Regions from separate parts of the Homo sapiens genome. Here region 2 is linked to region 1. A link is a loop called in an ENCODE intact Hi-C map of the cell type or tissue named here. Cell type or tissue: gastrocnemius medialis. All regions are shown on one strand. Links, peaks and the distances in the headings refer to the core of each region. The heading gives the core; the rest is flanking DNA. Region 1 has its middle 13 kb from the start of DCANP1. Region 2 overlaps MACROH2A1 (macroH2A.1 histone).

The links. Hi-C counts contacts between places; a loop is a spot of excess contacts. Peaks named below come from ENCODE experiments on the same cell type or tissue, not always from the same donor. Only the 100,000 strongest peaks of a DNase experiment are listed, where the experiment ranks them.
Region 2: a loop joins it to region 1, with 5 times the contacts of the local background. A loop is called at or near these places in 12 of 110 quality-filtered maps.

Annotation. Positions count from the first base shown.
Region 1 is chr5:135,429,027-135,439,738 of GRCh38, reverse strand. No RefSeq gene overlaps it. Among named protein-coding and RNA genes, the nearest start is that of DCANP1, 13 kb to the left of the region's middle. RefSeq lists enhancers at 2,301-2,460, 3,285-5,830. In gastrocnemius medialis, for the core only: no CTCF peak of the experiment used is centred there; DNase peaks (open chromatin) are centred at 1,458, 2,048, 5,398 and 5,988; H3K27ac peaks cover 3,393 bases.
Region 2 is chr5:135,368,745-135,379,456 of GRCh38, reverse strand. It overlaps MACROH2A1 (macroH2A.1 histone), which reads left to right. Exons shown (of 9, transcript NM_138610.3): 3 at 9,315-9,421; 4 at 9,854-10,051. Among named protein-coding and RNA genes, the nearest start is that of MACROH2A1, 25 kb to the left of the region's middle. In gastrocnemius medialis, for the core only: no CTCF peak of the experiment used is centred there; DNase peaks (open chromatin) are centred at 4,226 and 5,136; H3K27ac peaks cover 2,585 bases.

The DNA.
Region 1 (10,712 bases), core at 1,138-9,137:
AGAGCTGGACAGTGCCTGGCTGACCACCCAGGCTGCATGCAGCGTTACCCAGCAGCCCCTTGGAGATCCCCAGACAGGCCACCACCCCGCCCCGCAACATGGAGCAGCCAGCACTGGATTCCAGGACCTCTGCTTGGGGCTCAGATCCCAGACCCCCAAACTCACATGTGGCTGGAAACCAGCCCCCACAAAGTCCTCCCGTGCAAAATGAGACCTTCTCCCACCTCCCACCTTCCCCCAGCTTGGCTACTTCCCCTCCAGCTTCTGGGTAGGAGATACTCCATTGCCCAGGCCACACCCCCTCAATCCTTTGTCATTTCAAATTTTCTGGCATGTAGGTTTGGTATGCTTGGCTCTTTTAAACATCACGCTTTATGGCCCTTTGCAGTGTAATTTCGTTCCTGTCCTGCCATTCAATTTGAATTAAATATCAAACAGATGTGAGTCATTTTTTTTGCTCTTTTTAAAGAAAAAGTTTAATATTAGAGAGCATGCCCTCCTATAAGATCAGGAAAGCCATTTGGAGAAATAAGCCCCTTCAAATTAAAAAAGAATCACATTGATTAACGTTAAGATGCTTTCAAGTGATACATTTCGAAGTGCTAAGGGAAGGTGTTTCCAGCAAGCTATAAAGCAGCCCGTAGAAAGAAGGGGAAGATATACGGCCCAAGGCTGATGGGGAAATTGGAGCTCTGAGAAGGGGCAACCCCACCTGGGAGGAAGCTCTGAGCTTGGAGATGAGGTTCACAGATGATGTTGGGGGAGGCCATCTTCCCTGAAGGCCTTAAGCGGGCCCCTGTGCTCTGCAGCCTGTGTGGTCAGGCCGGGAAGGGAAGCGTGAAGGAGCTCCATTTTGCTCAGAGAGCTGGCCTGGCCTGAGTGCCCATTCCTCTTCCTCACATGCGTGTGCTAGCTTGGCCTGTCTCCCTCAGCCAGCTGTCCCCAGTGATTTTGTATGTCTGGACATGCTGAATGGCTTAATCCACTCATTCCTGCTGCAGTCTCTCGGGTAGTGCAGTCTTTGGCTTTTTGTGGGTCTTGGACACCTCAGAAAATGATAGCTATGGCTTCTCTTTGCACATAGGAACACACGCAACTTGCATTCAACCTCAGGAGCCTATGGTTTCCTGGTGTAGATTCTCCCTCTTCCCCCAGCCCAAGACAGCCAGAGCGTAGAGCATTCCATTACCAGGACACTCAGTGCACAGGGCCAAGGCCTTCCTCTCACAGAGAACGGGAACCTATGTTTACTGAGCACCACGTGCCTAGCACTGTGTAGGGGCTTTTGCATGAGCCAGAGGAGCTGGTCGGTCTCCAAACTGCTCTCCCTTCTTGGCAACATGCATACCTGGAACTCAGTGTTATTGGACCTGCTGCCGTTCATGGCTACAAGCCAGGGCTGCTCCTAGCGCCGCCTCAGGCTAAAGTATTTCCATGTGGTCCTTTGACTCACTGCACCTAAAGGCAGCTCTCCAACGACAGCCGGCTCACTACAAATGGCATTTCCACGTGGCAGGGCAAGGAGCCAGAAGGCATCTGATTCCAGCTGGTCTTGAACATCCTGGACCCTGGGACAAGGCTCTGCATACCCAAGGTTTGCCTCTGGGATGACGTGCAAGTGCCCAGAGACCATGGGGAGCATCAGGCCCCACTGATGAGAAACAGAACCAACACTTCCTAGAATTCCTCAGACAAAAGAGAAGTTGAGTTGAGGGATTTAGAGCAAAGAAAAGCCTAGACTTCGGTCTCAGACAGCCAAAGTCTGGATCCCAGCTCTACCACTTACTGGCTCTGTGACCTTAGGCAAGAGCTCAACCTCTCCCAGCCTCAGTTTCTTCTTTCTGTGAAACAGGAGTATCACAGGTCTTACAGGGTGTCTGGGAGGATAAAATGGGGGTGCCTGTGAAGGACTCTGCACCGTGCTTGACCGACATTAAGGCCTCAATGTTTGGAAATTATCTTTTTGCCCCCTTCCCTCCAAGGTGACAAGCCTCCTATCTGATGGTGCTTGCTGGGGCCTGGGGGACTGGGAAGTGAGTCACAGCAGGCTCAGTCCCTGAAGGAACCATACCGATGGCCACAAGAGGAGCCGCAAATGCAAAAGGAGTGTGCGTTACTGTCTCATAATTCCTGTTTCAGGGGAGGGAAGAGGGGGGAGGGGAGAGGGGAAGAAAGCAGCAGAAATATCTGCAAGTGGTTTTAGAAGAGGAATTGAAATTCACAAGCCACTGCTGCCATTCCAACCGTTATTTTCATCCACGGCAATTCAGTCGCAATGTACCGAGATTCATCCTGAGAGCCTTGGGTGTGGGGGCTGTGGCGGGTGCAGCACAGAAATGGTGAGGCCCAGCTTCTGCCCTCCAGGGACCCAGGACCACATCCAGATTCCAGAAGGACTCTGAGCTCAACCTGACAAAGGCTGGTCTGGGCAGAAGGGGTTTCTGAGCGGGGCAGGGACGAAGTCATACCTTGAAGGATGGGCCGTCTGCTGAGAGAGAGGGACAGCCCCTGGCTATGCCTTGCTGCCCACTGGGCAGGGGCCCAGGGACAAGGTAGCCAGCTCTCTGAGTTCTCCATTTAGCCCCCTCCACCTCCCAGCTCACATAGCCCCACACGACAGACATTTATTTGTGTTTCACTAAGAACAAGAGGTCCTTTCTAAAGGGGCTGCTCGCTGCCCAGCCTGGAAACTCGTAACAGCAATGAAAACACATTTCTCTTACTCTGCAGCTAACAGGGTCAGCAGAGTGTCACTCAGAGTCCTGAGGATGTGGGTGAGGCTCCACTCCCAGCCCCTCCTCAGGAGCCCAGGTCTCTCTCCAGGTGACAGGGGCAGGGGGAGACATGAGGCCCTAGGCTGTTAAAAGGGGCTTACTATGACGGTGGCTTAGCCCCATAGCCTCCAAGATCCCCAGGATGCCCAGTCTGAGTCCAGAACCTCGTGTGGTGGCCACATGCATTCTGTTGACTGTTTCCGTGTTCCCTACGGGGCAAAAGCTCAGCCACAGGCTTTTCTCCAGCGTTTGGGACCACATACATTCTGTCCTGGACTGATGACATGGAGTCTTCTCCTAGTAGGAACTTGATAACTTAGACACATTCATATCTGTCTCTGCTCTTATTTAATTTTCGTGTTTTAATATGCATTTAACTACGTGGATAACTGAAATGTATTTAAATAAACATTTACTTACATGCCCCTCCAATCTTCCTCAGGGTACACACTTTCTCACAGTTGTAATCAGGCTACACAGACTCATTTTCCTCAGTTATTTCTTGGAATTTCATATGGCTCCATCCTTGTCATATTGAGCTTATTGGTTACACATTATTATGTCACAATACACCTTAGTCTATAACTAACCAATGAGCATTTTAACTGGTTAAAATGTTTTTGCAATGGTTAATGTAATACTTCAAAGTATTCATCAAATACTTTTTCTTTGGAACAATTCCCTTGAGAATGTTCCCAGGGGCTGCATGCTTTGTGGATCCTCTATGTGCCTGATGTTTTGCAGACTATCTCATTAATCCATGTGCTGATCCAGCAGACTTTGTTCCTATGATGCCCATTTTACAGATGGGAAAACCAAGGTGGGTAGGGTTGGAGTGGACATTTGCCCAGAGCCAGCCAGTGTGTCTCCATGAGCCATTTCTTGGAATGCCCCTCCCTCCAGGTATACTCTAAGTGTAACGGGAGCCCCGAGTGCCTTTACCCATGGCAGTGAATAACAATGGTGGGATGCTTCAGTGGCAGTGAAAAGCTGGTATGGGATGAAGAAAGCTGCTTCTTCAGCCTCTGAAACCACTGCTACAGATGGCCATCTTGAGCCAAGCCCAGGGCTGCCCTCCCCGACCCCTCCAGAGACCCTTTAAGTAAAGGAGGAGGTGGTTTTTGGATCTCTAAGCCCCTCTGAAGATGTGAAAATGGGGGCAGGTCAGCCACATGAAGCGCCAGCTACAATGTGTAAACACACCTCAGGGCGATGCTAATCTCCAGGTCAGGCCCTGGTGCCACCAGCAGCCCACTGCAGACACAGAGGCTGGGGTGGTTCTGGCCAAGGGCGCTGTGTGATCTCGTGTCCATGGCAGAATGTCACCGGGTTCCCAGGGCCAGGCAGCAGACCACTGGTTGGCACCTCTGTCTGCCCTGCAACGGTGTGAGTGCCCTGTCCAGCCTTCCCTAGATGCAAAGCTGCCACAGTTGCCAAGCCAGAGAGGGGCCCATGGGCTCATGCAGGCATCTCAGCCCCTGGTTGTGCCCCTGGGTGAGGTGCACGGGGCTAATCAGAAACACCTGTGTACATGGAATTTCCTGCCCCAGTTCAGCCTTCATTTCCTCTGCCAGTAAAAACCCAAGACGTGCAAAGGTGAAAGAAACCAGCCAGTCAATCACCCAGACGACGGCCACCAGGGCCGCAGAGACAGGACTTTCTAAATTAAATTTTAATTCCCACCCGATGGCCCAGCTGAGACAGCCATGATTCAAACCTTGCAACGGGCTGCCTTGGCCAGGCAGACCTTCACCCAGGTCCTTGCAGGAATTAACCCCACCCCCTGGCCAGCGGACGGTGCTGTCTGCCTTGGCCATCGGGTTGTAGAATGAGACCCCAAGAATGAAAGGGACCCCCTTTCCCTTCAACTTCATTGTGCAGCTGCAAGAGTTGCCCAGCTGATTAGCTGCTCACTACTTCAGACTGAATTATTAGGTGCTGGAGAGATCAGAGCCCGCCAGTGACTCGGGGACATTTAGCAAGACAACATCAAAGGCAGGGGCTGCCCGGGTCCAAAGTGTAGGATAACGGTTAGAGCCCGAGGGTCTGGGCTCTGTCCTGGCGCAGCGGGTTTAGGTGAGGAGAGAGTCGTAAAAATGCCTCCGTTTTTCCAGAACATTTTTCCAGAGATTCCTGCAGGCTCGGGGAGGAGGGGCTTGGCGTGAGAAGAAGAGAAGTATTGAGCTGCCCACTTTATGGTCAAACAAACTGCAGCATCTTCTGGGAGAATGACTTGCCTGACCACACAGCTGGCTGGGAGCAGCTCGCCAGGCTGAGCCCATCACCGGAGACTGAGTCACGACCCCCATCTCCCAACCTCAGCCAGACATGGGAGGGACAGGGAGGTGGCCTTTAGAGGCAAATATCCAGGGGTAAGAACTCGGGCTTGGGAGTCATGGAGTCCTGGACACGAAGCCCAGCTTGTGCCCTTCTGCAGGCTGACTTTCCCCAGTCTCAGCCTCATGGTCCACAAAATGGAAAATAACTGTAGCCCCCCCTAGCCCTAACCCTCATAGGATTGCTGCAACGAGAACAAGGGCAGAGGGTGCTTTACGCTGAGGAATGTGATGAGCCAGGGCCAGATGGGGCGACCTTTGAGAGAGAGCTTCTGCTTCTCTGCCTGTGGCCTATCAGCGACAGTCACCACGGGAGCAGGAAGAGATGGCCCTCCCTTCAGGAGGATCTGAACCCCTGCTGGACACCACTTCCTGTCAGCCTTATGTCCGGCACCACCATGGTGAGACACATATGTCCCCCTCTCCATTCTATCTGATTGGCCTCCTTGTCAAGGGGCCCAAATGCATATCACTGGCGATGGTGGGCGAGCCGGCAGGGTCAGGAGTACTGGCACAAATCCTCCTTAGTTTTGCAGAAGCAACTGCACAAGAGAATGTTTGGGATCTTCAGGGCAGCAGATGGGGCTGGAGGCCATGGGCCGACTTCCCAGCAGAAGGACTGTGTAGCGCTCCCCAGGAAGCAAAAAGTGTCCCAGGGTTTCAAATCTGCCTTCTTTTAAAAATAGCTTTATGATTTTTAAATGATCCATACCCGTGCTCTACTGCAACTACATACAGTAACAACATTGCTCAACAATGTTGAGCAAAGCCAGCCAGACACAAATGAGTTCACACTGTGTGATTCCATTTATATGAAGCTTAAAAATAGGCAAACAGAATCTCTGGAGTTTAAATCAGGAAATGGGTCAGCCCTGGGGGGTGGTGACTGGAAGTTGACACTGGAGGTAAGAGCGCCTGTGATGTTCCCTGATCTTGGTGCTGGCTACATGGGTATGACCACGTAGTGAAATCCCCTGAGCCACACACTTATGACTTGTGCACTTTTCTGTATGTCTGTTATATCCAATAATAAATTTCCTTAAAATAAATGGTCAGGCTCATAGCAACATTGTATGTACAAATAAATAAATATGAAACATTGGGCCAGGCACAGTGGCTCACGCCTGTAATTGCAGAGCTTTGGGAGGCTGACACAGGAGGCTTGCTTGAGGCCAGAAGTTCAAGACCCGCCTGGTTTTAAAAATTGCAACAACAAAAAAAATGCATAAAATAAATATAAAACATTGATCCTTATTGAAAAAATGTTTTTTACAATAGAAAATTGGAAACATGTCATTTATCCTACCATCCAGCTTAATTCTTATAATGTTTTATTATATTTCCTTCCCACCTCTTTCCATGTACTGTGTATGTATATTTGGTACTTTTAGTATTATTCTTATATGTAAAATTATAGATCTAACTTTTTTCTTTGTGTCATATTGTGAAGATTTTTGTACACATCTTTAATGACTTCTAAAAACTATCCTGATGAGTATACTATGCCACCACATGGACACATCATGCTTTAACTTAGTGGTTCTCAACCGGAGTGGATTTTGCCTCTCCCCAGAGGACATTTCACAATGTCTGGCTTGGGGAGAGGATACTACCAGTATCCAGCAGGTAGAGGCCAGGGAAGGTCTGTGTCTTGTTCACTTCCATTTCCCAGGGGGCTGGTCCAGACCTGGCACCTGGTCGGGGTTCAGTAAAAATCAGTAGGATGAAAGTGACCCTTCCTCTTTCCTCCCTTGCTTGTGAAGATGACCTGTACTTACATTTGAGTTTCTAGGCCAGGCTCTTTTCTGTCTTTTTCCCTGGATGGGACATATTAGAATAGTTTTTGAAAATGTGTCTAAGGGACTCAGGGTGAAAGTGCAAACCAATCTCAAAGAATACCTGAGTTGCCAGGCAGCAAGAAGACACTGGCACACATTCTCAAAGATGAGCCCAGAAGATATTTCATAATTGCCCAAGACAGTCTCATTACTTTAGTCTAGTAATTATTACTAGACATTATTATAGTCTAGTAATTTGCTTACTTTACAGGCAAGGAAAAATTTATTCAAAATATACAATATATTGTGCCGATTACTGGGAGTAGAATACTGGAAGAGAGATCATATACCACTGATGGAAGAAGTACAAACCTGACCCTGGCACTGGGAATATTAGGGAGAGAGAACCATCTCTCTCTCATCATTAAGGCACGACCATCTTCAACAAAACCAGAACCCAGAGTCACCTCCTGCCTCTGGCCTTTGCTGGACCCAGCAGAGGAGGCTGGCTGGAGAAATGCAGGGCGGAGAAGGAACCAGGACAGGGCTCTGAGGCCGCCCTAGAGATGGGTAGATGGCACTGCAGGGCCCCAGATCTCAGGGCCACCGGGTTGATTTTAGAGTCACTGCTAGTCCTTTGACCCCAAGACTGCCATAATCAGACTCAGCCTGGATAAACTAATGTGCCCATCCAGACTCTCAGACTCACTGGGGCTCAGTGAGCCCCTGGACCCTGCATGGAGTGGCATACCTTCCTCCTCGCAGTGTGGAAAGTGCTCTGCTTTCAGGACAAGCTCTGAAAAGCAGCATGAACTGTTTTGTTTTCTCGTTTTGTGCAAGAAAGCCAGTTGGCATACCCTATCTGTATTTCTAAAGTGGCCATGGATTACCTACATCAGAGGCACTTCGGATGCTTGTTAACAAGGTACATACTGGGGCCCCACACTGGACTTCCTGACTCAACCAATCTGGGAGCAAGTGCCAGGAATCAGAATCTCAATAAGCTCTTCAGGCAATACACACACACACACACACACACACACAATATACACATATACATACATATATACACACATATATATACACATATACATATATAAAACATAAAACATGTCATTTTAACCATTTTAAATATTCAAGTCAGTGTAATTACAATTCACATTGTTGCACGAACATCTTCACTGTTTTCAACATTTTGTGTGTGTGTGTGTGTGTGTGTGTGTGACGAAGTCTCACTCTGTTGCTCAGGCTGGAGTGGAGTGGCACGATCTAGGCTCACTGCAACTTCTGCCTCCCAGGTTCAAGTGATTCTCCTGCCTCACCCTCCCGCGTAGCTGGGATTACAGGTGCCCATCACCACGCCTGGCTAATTTTTGTATTTTTAGTAGAGACAGAGTTTCACCATGTTGTCCAGGCTGGTCTCGAACTCCTTACCTCAGGTGATCTGCCTGCCTCGGCCTGCCAAAATGTTGGGATTACAGGTGTGAGCCACCACGCTGGGCCGGTTTCCAGCATTATCACCCCAAACAGAAACCCTATCCCCATTAAATAATAATGTTTTCCCCTTCCCCCAGCCCTTGTAACCTCTAATCTACTTTCTGTCTCTGTGAATTTACCTAGCCTAGATATTCATCTAAATGGAGTCATACCATATGTGTCCTTTTGTCTCTGGCTTAGCTCACTCAGCATAATGTTTGCAAAGTTCATCCATGTTGTATCATGTAACAGAACTTCATTCTTTTTTATGGCTGAATAATATTTCATTGTATATATGCACGCTACATTTTGTTTATGCATTTATCCTTCTATGGACACTTGGGATGTTTCCACCCTTTGGCTATTATGGATAATGCTGCTATGAGCATTAGAGTTCAAATATCTACTTGAGTCCCCGCCTTCCTTTTTGTGTTTGTGTGTATACCTAGAAGTGAAATTGCGGGGTCATATAGTAACTCTATGTTTCACTTTTTGAGGAACTGCCATACTGTTTTCTATAGTAGCTGAAACATTTTCTATTTCTACCCACAATGCATGAGGGTTCCAGTTTCTTCACATCCTCACCAATGCCTGTTATTTTCCTTTTTTTTTTTTCTGCCTAATGTGCATAGCTTTGGGATGTGGGAGGAAACCCGAGTGCCCAGAGAAAACCCACGCAGGTATGTGGATAATGTGCCAACTGCACACAGACAGTGGCCCCAGGCCGGAATTGATTGTTTTTTTTTCTCATCAATCTTATAACGAAGCAACATTGGATGAATGGACATTATGGGAGGACTCACTGTATAGCCGTCTCAGTAGGTGCGAAGTGGAATCTCACTGTTGTTTTCTTCAGATCATTCTCACACACGCTAAAGTTGGAGAACTCTGTTGTCAATAAAACAGAGCACTCAGCAGAGAGACAGGGACCCAGGGTAAAGAGAAGGGGATTTTTGTCACTTTTCAAAGAGTTCATTTTTTTAAAAAACAAACGCTGGTTGCTAATGCTGAGTTCAGTGGCCCATCGAGAGCATTCCATAGTCCTGAAGTGAATTTGAAGAGTTTGGGGGCTGCAAAGACTGGATTTAGAGTTGCGAGGCTGCAGGCAGGCTTGCGTGAGCGGGGCAGCGGGCCAGTGTGGGTGACAATGGTGCTGTGGAAGCCCATGGGCAGGGCTGCACTCTCATTAAGCTTTCGCTGGTGAAAGGGATTGAGTCTGAACATCTCTCCAGGGTCTAATAATTTTATGAGTCGGCTTTGTGGGATAACTTCACTTTTTTGGAAGCACTGTAATGAGAATGCGCAATAGGAAAAGTGCCAACTGGCTTTTTAATAAAGTCATCTGAGGCAGGGGTGGAAGAACAACTTCCCTGCCTTCCCACCAACACAATTTGTGCAACAGGACTCAGAGGGGAAGATACCAGGCTTCGGGCCCATCTTGACAGACACCAAATAGAGGGATTTTCTTATATTCCAGGACTCTGGTCCAGGCTGAGTAATAAATCTCTCTGGAAGCGGGGGATGCCTCCTCATAACCCTGTATCAGCTGCCCATTAGTCATGGGGGTTCTGAGGGTCTGGGAAGGGTTGCGTGGTACCCAGAGCTGACCCCTGAGCCCCCGTAGAGGCTGCTCTCTTCCAAATCCCAAATCCTGCCAGAAGAAATGCTCATTGCTTTAGGTGTAATTGTGCTTATTTGGCTACACTGGGACAATTAGCAAAGCAGAGTTCTGTGGGTAAGAGCACTCTCAATGGGACTTGTAAGAGCCACAGCCAAGAGATCAAATAACCCCCTTGCTCTCTGTGCAGCAGGCCTGGAGTCCATCAGAAGGACACGCCCAGCCAGCCACGATGTAACGTTGGTGCAGACAGCTAGCGGGGCAGTGAAGCAAGCAATAAAGAGGCCTAATCTCTTAAGGCAACATGAATTGTTGGCGAGAACACAAGGGGAAAGCAACGTTAGCCAAGGATCATTTTCTTCTTGTTGTAGATGCCTGCTGACTGCTTGGAAAAACCAAAGTGGGAAAAAATCCTGCTAACACTGGTGGGCAGCAAGATGCAATTTACAGGACTGGTTCTGTACACAGTTAGTCTTCTTGTAATGATTAGTGACTACTATTGACTGAGCGCTCCTTCTGCAACAGGTATTTTACATTTAATAGCTTGCCTAATCCTCATGATCCTGAAAAATTAGCAGTATTATCACCCCGTGTTGGTCAAGTTCAGTGTAAGAAACAGAAGTCACTCTAAGTATTTCAAGCAAAAGAGGATTTTCATAGAGGGAATCAAATGTTTATAAGATTGTGGTTAGGGCTGGAGGAGCATGTGCAGGGGGGTGACAATGAGCAG
Region 2 (10,712 bases), core at 1,446-9,445, 61 kb after region 1:
GAAGATGACATAAAACCTCTTTGGGTTTGCCAGGCTGCTCCACTCAGCCTAACTCTCTGACCCTGGATCCCTCCCTTTCTTCCTCCTCTTCCCACCCCACCTGCTTCCTTTTTAGGCAAGTGCATCTTCCATTTAGTGGCTAGAACATGTGGGTTCCCTGGCACCCAGTGCTGGGCTCTTTAAAGGCCGATAGTAGCGCCTGGTGCTGAGATACCCTCTCACGGGGTTGACATCACCCCATCTGCCTACAGGGGACACTCTGGGATTTTATAGAAGGCGCGTTCCCTGCAGAGCTGTGGGAGCCATGTGGAAACAAACCCAAGGCCTCTGGAAATGGCTAATGTGTTGGTTTCCCTTGCCATCGATATTCTGATTGATGCTCCTTGTGGTAACTAGTAGCTGAGGTAGTCTTTGGTTCACATTTATGTTGCCTCTATAAATCTGAGTATTGACTGCTAAAAGTCAATATCTGCTGTTCATTCAGAAAATGAGGGTACTTAACTTGAGTAGCATTGTTTTTCTTGCCCTTTCACTCCCACCCCAGGCCCTGGCAGTCTCTAGTTCATATTCTAACTGTGGCTTGTAATACTAGTTTTAGGGACTTCGGGGGAAGTGCTCTGAATTCTAGGTAAAGGTGGAACAGTTAAGTTCCAAAACATCTGCCGTATGTTGAACAGTTACTGTGTGCTAGGCACTGATTAAATGCTTTACATTTGGTAATTCATCGAATCCTCAAACCACCTAGCTTTCTTAGGAGTAAATTGAGGTTCAGAGTTTAAGTAACTTCTCCAAAATCACACAGCACAGAAACCTTAGCAGTCAGAGGAATTGGACCCCAGAGCACTTCATCCACTTGGCATTTCCTTTGTCTTGAAGCAGCCACCGTACACCTCAGGAAGACTGGTAAATGCCCGGTCCCCAAGGCTGGCTCGATGAAGACACAGCCTGAGGGGACAGACTCTGCAACAGTCATGGGTGATTGCCAGAGACATTCCTGTGGCCTCGTATGGGCAGGGAGGACAGGGGTCCTGCAAGATAGGCCTTGAAGGATAGGCAGCCCTGGACAGGGATGAGGAAAGTCTAGAGCGCACAGGCAGGAGGTGGGTGTGAGCACAGGAGGGGCGAAGTCCCCTGGAGTGACATGTGCTGGCCCGCCGGGAAGGGGCGGTCTGGTGCATGTTAGAGCTGCTGCTGTAGCAGTGGCAGAGCAAGCGAGGTACTGGGCAGAGAGCTGCCCTGAGGAGCCACAGCAGGCGTCGGAGAGGGCAGTGCCCAGTCAGGTATGGGGAGCTTGTGTCACTCAGTGGCACTGAGGAGGGCTGGAGAGTGGGAAGCTTTTTGGCCAATGTCCTTTCATTGTCCCCTTAGCGAAGAGGAGGTGGAATCCTAGGTGTTGGAGCTTAGGCAAATCCTTAGACAAGCAGTCCTCAGCATCGGGAATCCACACCGGCAGACAGCACAGAGGCCAGGCTGGTAAAGACCTCAGGAGCTATAGTGCCCTCTCAGGGGCCTCCCTTTCTATGACACACTCACACTGCTCTAAAAACAGCCATGAAAAAAGAACCTAGAAAGTCTTCGCATGCTCAGAACCATTTTTTGGGAGAAGCAGGATTAAGCAGGCTGGGACAGAGTGTCTGAGGGTAAGGGGGCTTGTGACCTGTGGTACCAAAGGCCAGCTGGGGCAGCCGATAGCAGAAGTGCCTGCAGCTTCTCATCTATCCAGTGTTATAATTATTTTCATTTTGAAAGGAAAATATGCAGAAGATAAATTCAAACAGCACAAAAGGGAGTAGAGCAAAACGTCTCCCTCTGACCAAGTCCCTGATTCTGCTCCCAGTGGGCGAAGCTGCTCCCCTGTCTTGATGAACATGTGTAGCCCGATTGCAGACGTCGCCTCCTCCCCCAACACAGTGCAGCCCACGAAACTCACTGTTCTGCTCCTCGCTCTTTCGCTTTGAGTCCATCTGGGAAACCGTACCATGACAGGGCTCCTTAAATGAGTTTCCTCTTTACATTATACTCTTCAAATCATTTCATTTCAGCAGACATCGCTGATTGTTCACCCCTTCCTGAGATGAATTAAGAACAAATGGCTGTGGTTTTCCCTATCAAAACAAACATACATATTAACCATTTCCTTGTAACTTAATTGAGAGTCCTTGACAGCAAGTGATTGGTGGGTCAGAGGTCCTGCCCAGCTGCCAGCCAGGCCTTGGAGTAGAACAGGTTTCTCAGGGCCTCCCCAGGCACCTTCTCCTTCCCAGGGCCTTGACTTCTACTGCCTGAGCCACTGGCTCTGCACGCTCTGCTGTGGTCAGACAAAAGCCCCAGACCTCATTCCAAGGTAGAGATGCCTGTGGGGGCGCCCTGGGTGCTGTGTTCCATCAAGGCAGGTCTGGCAGCACCGAGGTTAATCGAGTTCAAGTGCATTTTTCAAACATATGTTAACTGTTAAGCATAACAGCAAAGAGTAAACTATTGGCAGAGGAAACACCAGGTTTTCTGTTGCTTTTTTCCTCCTTTTGGCACAAATCCATCCATCGAAATCATCCAGTTATAGATAGAGGAAATCGAGGCAAAGGAAGTGCAGTTTTCTCCTGGTAATCAAGCTTGTCGCACTTTTTTAACAGTGCAGTTGTAGCCTCAACAGTAGTAGCTTGAATTTACTGAGTATACTAAGCATTTTACTTGGTAACTCATTAATCTCATAAGCCTAGAGGTAACCTCAGGTATCACTCCCCCTGTACAGAATAGGAAACTGAGGCTTAGATGCACTTGGCCACATCTTACAGATAATTACAGGAGCTGGGATCCAAACCCCGACGGTCTGTCAGCAGACCCCGGGCTCTCACCACAGTGCCATTTGCGATTGCTGCCCTCCCCTGCAGACAGAGCGGGCAGCTGAAACAGCACCAGAGGTGAGGAAGGCAGAGGAAAACTTCCTGACAAGGAAGATATTCGGGCACTGAGTTGGGTTGGTGGGTTAGATTAAGGTAATGTTTGCTAAGAATCATAGCTCCCCTGTGTTATTATGTATAATGTAAACTTATTTATTTTTTACTTTGAAATAGGGCTGAAAGTTCCAGTCAGTGGAACTTACTTTACAGATTCCCAAATTAAGCTGCATTTCCATCTTATTGGGAGACTTTGTGGGAAGGCAGAAGACTGGACCAAATGCTGTCTCTGAGACCCCTGGCTCCTCCTGGACTTTTCGGAGGAGTCTGCAGTGGGCTTAACAACAGTAGAGGAGTTTGTGTCAGGCTTGGAACCATCTTTGGAATACTACTTTCAATCACTGCTGTAGGTTTTATTTTCTCTATGGAATTCTGGTTCCTTTGAGGCCCCTGGGACAAGCAGATGGAGAGCTTTGCTGTGGCCCAGAGCTCCCAGCTGATGGCTGGGCAAGCTTCAGACCCTGCCACTCAACCTCCTGAAAAGGTGGGATGGGGGCAATGGATTCTGGGATGCGGCTGCAAACACTCAGAGCCACCAAGGGAATTGGAGGAGGTTGTGGTGTGGTCAGAATGCAGGAAGCTCTTAGCAGTCACCTTCCGATTGGGGTTGATTGGGTTAAGGCCTTCTGGGATGGTGTAAAACAGTTCTGAACTCAAAGGACTGCTGATGGAAGGATGATGAATCGAAAGAAATACAATAAACAGATTCCTTGTCATGTTGTTGGCCTTGTAGCAAACATGTTTTCTCCTTGGGATTACGTGAACATTTGCTTTTCTTTGATTTCTGGTTGTTATTTTCAGTATTTCTTTTGTTAAATGAGCTCTGTTTTACAGAGCTTCAGACAGCTCCGTTAAAGCCCCTGACTCTTTCCTATTGCAAGGGTTGTGTTTAGAGTTTGGCTCAGCCTCAACACATCACCTGTTAGCTGTTAGGAGTCTAATTCTGCAAACCATGACTTCATCTTGCTGAAGGAAGATAGACAAAATGCTTCAATACAACAGATATGTTTTAGTTCAAGACATTTGGAAAAAAGAAAAAGGACCCTAAGCCTTTCGTCTCTGGGTGGACTTGCAAAGTAGACCTGTCAAAGGTATTCATGTTCAGACGGCTGGTCTGTAGTCAAAAAGGCTGCCAAACCATGCTGTTATCCAAGGATGTGGGAATTTTGTCAAGCGGCCTTAAAACAGTCATGTTCAATGAAGCTGGGGAACGTTTGGCCCAGGATGTCCCTGCAGGGCTTGCAGCTCTGAGGAGAGGGAATATGGTTGCATCATCTAGGCCACTACAGATGATGGTGCCAGCCACTCACTAGTTGCCAGAGACTGGCCCTGGCCAGGAGTGAGAACCAGAGGCTTATGTGTTTTGAAAAACAAAAATCTTAGAAGAGTTAATGAGCTGGCCAGTTTGCTCACCATTCAACTTGTTCCCTTTGCACCATTTATAATTGGGAACTTTACCACACTTACAGTCCTCTTCAGAGCAGACCCTAAGCGCCTTGGGCCCCAAATCAGTCTAGTATTGGTCATTGGTAACAAAACTTAGACTGTCACCGACTGAGAATACTTGGCTTGATGGGGTGGAGAACCTGGTAAGGGGTTCTGTTTCTTCTCCTAATTGTTCTTTTCCGTTTCTTCCTGTGGTTTCTTATGGATTCCATTTATTTTGGTTACAGCCTCCAGGCTGTGGCTCCTGAAAATTTCCTTCAAGAGAGAATCCAAGGGCTGAGCTCTGGAAACTCTGGAGAAAAGGATTTTTGTGTCCATAGATCTGGTGTTTTCCTGGTTATCTTTCTCAGAATCGCTTTTCTTTTAGACCAGCCACAGACAAAACAGAGACTCACAAAACCTTCCAAAACATGAAATGAATTGAGTGCAAGAACCCACCCTCCCCCTTGTAGGAAGGCATCGGCTCCATTCACTTTGAGGCAGAGGCTTAAGTTGGCTCTGTTCTAGCCTAGGAGAAAGCCCTCCTTGCTGGTGGGAATGTGAGGGCCATCCCAGTGTGCATGGGGGGCAGGCAGGCATTGCTGTACAGCCCTGAGCCTGGGGCCTCCATGACTTTGCCCTCCATATTATTGCAAAGCAGAGGATCACTTACAGGGAAGAAAACTACATCAGGACATCTCCTTTGGTGACGTGTGCCCTGTCCCAATTCCTCAGCAGTCAGTCACCCTCTCCGCTCCCCCCTGAATAGGAACATGCCCTGGAGAGCAGATGGGAACCGTTCCATCTTGTTGAGTTGCTGGCATTTTGCACCTCTGCTGTCTCTGCAGCAGGCAACTCTTTCTTAGCCAGGAAAGCCCTTTACGATGGCTTTTTCTAAACCTGGACTAAGGATGAGAGGGTGAGTATTACTGATGGTTGGCAGGGGATGAGTGTGTATTCTGGGTTACTGCTTTTGTTAAGTCGGGCACCCTCCATTTTCCCTGGCCATGGTGAAATGCCCCGGCCCTCTGCTGCTGCAGCACAGGAGAGGGGTGGGACACTGAATATACTTCTCATAAAAGGTGTGTTTCTGAGGTGCTCTGTCTTGTGTGTCCCTTAACGATGGGGTTACTATGGTAACTATCCATCTGAAAAAAATGCAAGAGTAAACAGAAGATAAAGCTCTTGCTTAACTAGCTGGAAGGTGGATCTGTGCCCCTCTTTGTTATCCCTACTTGACACAGCTCCCTCCTCCCTACCCACAGGGCTGAGGGCCCACCCTATGGTGGTAGGAGTATGGAGAGGCAGTAATTTTGGCTTGTGCAGATAAAAGATGAGCTGGGGTTTTGCAAAAAGGAAGAGTCTTGGATTCTGGGGCTCCTTGGTAAAGAAGGCAACAGAATGACATCCCTGCCCAGCTCTTTCTAAGGAGCTGAGATGCTCCTCCTTCTGCCCCTCCTTATCCACCTTGCTACTCACTGTCACTTACAGGTTGGTCCAGTGTGGCATCCCTGATTCCCAGTTGAATAGCAAAACATAAGCATGGTCCTTCAAGTTTCTCTAATGGAGAAACTGAGGCTACTGAACTTTTCAGTCACAAAGTAAGAGCATAAAGGGGTAAAGCTTGCGAAGCCAGGGATAATGTCCTCTAGCTCCTGGAGAATCCATTTTCAGGTTTCTCAACCCGATGTGCTTACTTCTGGGCTACTCTGTTGCTTTCTGTTCTTTACATACTACCTGCCCTCACCCAAGTCAGGGGCCCAACCACACTCTTCAGGTCTTTTTATCCATCATTCTCATTTTTCCTGCACAAAAAAAAAGTGAAGGCAGCACTGCAGAAAATATAGACCACATCCCTCCCCTCCTCCCCGACCACCAACGGCCACTGAGCCTTCTCTCAGGGAGGGCCTTCCTCCAACGTTTTGGGCAGGAAGAGGAAACAGGCCACCTCCACTTTCCTGAGAAACTGTACCTTCAAACGATTTTCTTGCCAAAGGGTTGGGCTTAGGACTTAGCAAAACAGGTCACCACTGTGGGCATTCTCCTTCTGCCTCCCTTCCTCTCTGTTAATGAGGGGGCAGATAAAGCATTCTTGGCACATTATGGTCAGAAGATTGTAATCCATCAGCCTCCTCCTGTATATTCTGGCTCTGCAGATACCGATGGCCCAAAACTTCGTTGTGGCCTCCAAAAGGGGAAGGTTGTGGAAGGGAGGGGAAGCCAGCAAAGTGGGCTACAGCTCAGTGGTGCTTGATATGCCTCTCAGGCCTTCCTGCCGTGAGGATTCTGCCCAGCACCCATCGTGGCTGACTCTCCTTCATGTTCCATTGCTCCCAGGCTCTGTGTTCTTGTTGGGCTTAGACTCTTGGTTTGGCATCCTCTTGGGCCGTGGGCAGGACAGTGGCATTACGGATGTGCTCTCCCGCCCATGAACACAGGAGAATGAAGGCCAAGCTGGGCTGGCCAGGCAGGCGCTTCTGCATTCACAGTACCCAGGGCCCAAGGTCACATAGGCATCACAGGCACCTTTTTGGCTTGGCCAAGGTGGGCCCATCACTGCTGGGCATTGGGACACTACCACGATCAATGATAGGGAAGCTTCAGTGAAAATGCTGGGTGGCCATCTCCCTCCTCCACTGGTAAACTAAACTGTGCTGACACTGGTACAGGGAAGGGAATAGCGTTGTGGAGACTGATGGGTGAAAGTGGGAAATGTGAGCCCCTCCACCAGATTCCATGTAAGCACTGGCTATCTTGCCTTCCACCCTGCCTTAGTTTTGTGGCTCTCACATGTATAAAGCCCAGGTAAGGGACCCTGTGGCATTCTTTATCACTCTCTGTATCACTGGCATGTGTAGCCCTGCAGGCCTGGGAACACTGAGAAGACAGGGGCCTCCTGGTGCCTTGGGTCCCTCCTGCCAAGCACAGAGTTGTGTGTCATCAGTATGGTGATTACTGAGCAAAGGAATTCCTGCCTTGGATTTAGGGGGAAACCTGCTATTTCAAGTGTGTCTGATCTCCTCCCGCCCCTGCCCCCAAAGCTAATATGAGAGTTTCCTTGAGTAGCCAAGCAATTTTTCAGCTTTACACACATACAGCAGGTTATTTGCATTGGGTGGAGCTGTTAGTACCTCTTAAAAATGCATGCCCTGTGTCATACCGTAAATTTTTAACACACGATTTTTATGCAGCTAGAATTTTCTTCCTAGTTATTTCATAATGATTCTGAGTGCTGGTGTTGCTGGAGAAATCTAGTGTTTACAACATAACTAAATATTAGAAATTCTTTAGTACTGGGAGGAGGTCAGATTTGAGTTGGGCCCAGAAGGGTAGCCTAGAATGACATCCCAGTGTGGGCAGAATTGCAGAAGTGGAGAATATAAGATCCATTCTGGGTCTATCCGTATGCCTCACTAAGAAAACAAGGAGACAGTGATGAGGTTGACAGGTTACCAAGAGAACTGTAATGCCAAGGAGAAAACCAGGTTTTGCCAAAGGGTACTTCCTAGTTCCCACCATCTTTGGTGCTGTGGAAAACCTGTCTTGTCTTGTGAGACTGTGCCCAGATGGCAGGTAAATCAGCTCTTAACTTAGTACTAACTATGGGTTATGCTCATAGCCCTTCTAGTTTTTATTTTCTTGCATACATTTTATTTTGAAAAATTTCAAACATACAGAATGTCAAGAATACACTGATTTCATCACCTTACATATTTGTTTCCTTGTGTTAAGAACTTTTAAAATCTATTATTTTAGCAATTTTTAAATATACATGATTGTTAACTATAGTTACTATTCTGCACAATAGATCATTAAAACTTCTTCTAACTGAAACTTTATGTCCTTTGACCAACATTCGCCCCGACCCCACCCCCAGTCCCTGATTCCACATAGAAATGAATTCATGCTATATTTGTCCTTCTGTGCCTGGCTTATTTCACTTAGCATAATGTCCTCCAGGTTTATCCATGTTGTTGCAAATGACAGAATTTCCTTGAAAGAGGAATGTTCTTATAATCATATACCTAGATTTAACAACTGTTAACATTTTGCCATATTTGCTTTATTCCTTAGAGCTTTTTCAGAATGGAGGGCAAGTTGTAGGCATCAAGATGCTTCACCCCTAAATACATCAGCATGTATCTCCTAAGAACAAGGATGCTCCCTACAGAATGGCAATACCATTATTACACTTAAGAAAATAATCCCGTGTGTCTGATACCCAGTCCACATTCAGAGCTCTTCAGTTGTCTCCAAAATGACTTTCCTAGCTTTTATTAAAAGAATCAGAATTTCATCAAGGAGTGACACATTATATTTGGCTTTTACATCTTTTTCACCTTTTGAATCTACAACAACCTCCCCCCACACACACACACTTTAAAAAATGTATTTGTGATGTTGACTTTGTAAAGAATCCAGTCACATCCTTCCAGTTTTGCATCCAGATGTGCAGGCATTCAGCATTGATGTAATCAACAAAGATTTAACAGGCCTCCTCAATAGCAAGCCATCCTGTCCTTGAAACTCTAAGCAGGCATGGTATACTCTCAGGGACCACACTGAGGACTTTGGGTTTGGCCCTGGTGACATCTGCAGTGCTAACTGCAAGCACCCTTTCTGGGAAATGAGAGCTGGAACTGGGTTCAGATCTCAGCCCTCCCACTCACTCACTCAGTGATCTTCAGCTGGTCCCTTCTCCCTCAGCTTCAGTTCCTTCATCTCCCAAACAAGGGCATTGGACCTGGGGCTTCCTAGGTCCCACTCAGCTTTGCCATTCAGCACCTCTGTGACTCTGCCCACAGCTTTTCACCTCAGGGTAGCTGCTTCCTGAAGCAGCTGCCTCTGCCCATTCCTGGCACTGTGAATGTGGGGACCGGGGCGGGGACACATGGTCCTCTAACATGACCATACACTCATCTCTGCTCCCCACAGCGGAGATTCTGGAGCTGGCTGGCAATGCAGCGAGAGACAACAAGAAGGGACGGGTCACACCCCGGCACATCCTGCTGGCTGTGGCCAATGATGAAGAGCTGAATCAGGTATGGGCCTCTCCCATCTCCCACTGATGTTTGAGCAGGTGGTCATACTGCCCAAGAAACATAGCTGAGAGGCTTTGGTGTTGGCTGGTTATGAAAGGTGTGGACTGCCTTTTGGATTAATTAGCAGCTTCTCTGCCTCCCATGGCAGTTTTTCCCCAAGGCCTTATTGGGAGTGTTGGGGGAAGCAGGATAATACAAGGTATTTGGCTCTCCCGAAAGGAGAGAGATGATCTAAATTCCATTTGAGTGAGGGACTCTGGGGACTGGATCCCTGAGCAGTGAGCTTGAGTCCTGGCAGCATCCTCATGGAGGATGCCATGGAGGAAGGAGCTGCACCAACCCAAAGCAAGACTGTCCTGGGCAGGGCTGGCTTCTTGAAGGTTAGAAGCAGGGTATCTGGCTCACTATCTGCTATTCTGGTTTTCCTGAAAGCTGCTAAAAGGAGTCACCATAGCCAGTGGGGGTGTGTTACCCAACATCCACCCCGAGTTGCTAGCGAAGAAGCGGGGATCCAAAGGAAAGTTGGAAGCCATCATCACACCACCCCCAGCCAAAAAGGCCAAGTCTCCATCCCAGAAGAAGCCTGTATCTAAAAAAGCAGGAGGCAAGAAAGGGGCCCGGAAATCCAAGGTATGTGATTTGGCCAGAATGTATGAAGTGGGATAGGATGGGGTACGGATAAACAGGGTTACCAGGGCACCCCCCTCATTCCCCCTGTGGGCTCATCCCACTGATGGGAGAATAAAGGAGGAACATGTAGGAGCTGATTACTCTCCAGAGGGGCTAGTCCAACACAAGTAGCCAGAGTCAGGAGGCCCTCCCAGAGTCTGGACCCAGTTGAAGGACAGAACCTCTGTAGGCAAGGGGGATGGGTGGTGGGCTTTCAGGGATAGTGTCAAGCTGGAAGGACTCCCAAGCTGGCCCTTCCAGGGAGATGCACACACCTGTGGGAAGGGGGCTTCCCTGTGTTAGGGGACAGCCACTGTCTAGTCCTGTGGCCAGCTACCTGCATGCCCTGATGCTCAGTTGCAGAACTCTCATGTTGCCATGGCTGCATGTCTTCCATCAGGGCGCTCTAGACAGTTCACTCCAGAATGGTTGCCTCTGTCAAGGAGGAAAATGGATGTATTACTCAGGTGCTTCTTCCTGGGCCTAACTTGGATTGGCTGGGTCCTAGGTGCTGGAAACCCTCTCATTAGTGTTATCTAATGTCATCTTGGGTGGAGAAGGCCAGCAGACTCCAGGTCATGATCCTCAGTGTGGAGGAGCACCCTCCGGAGGTCCAGGCCTG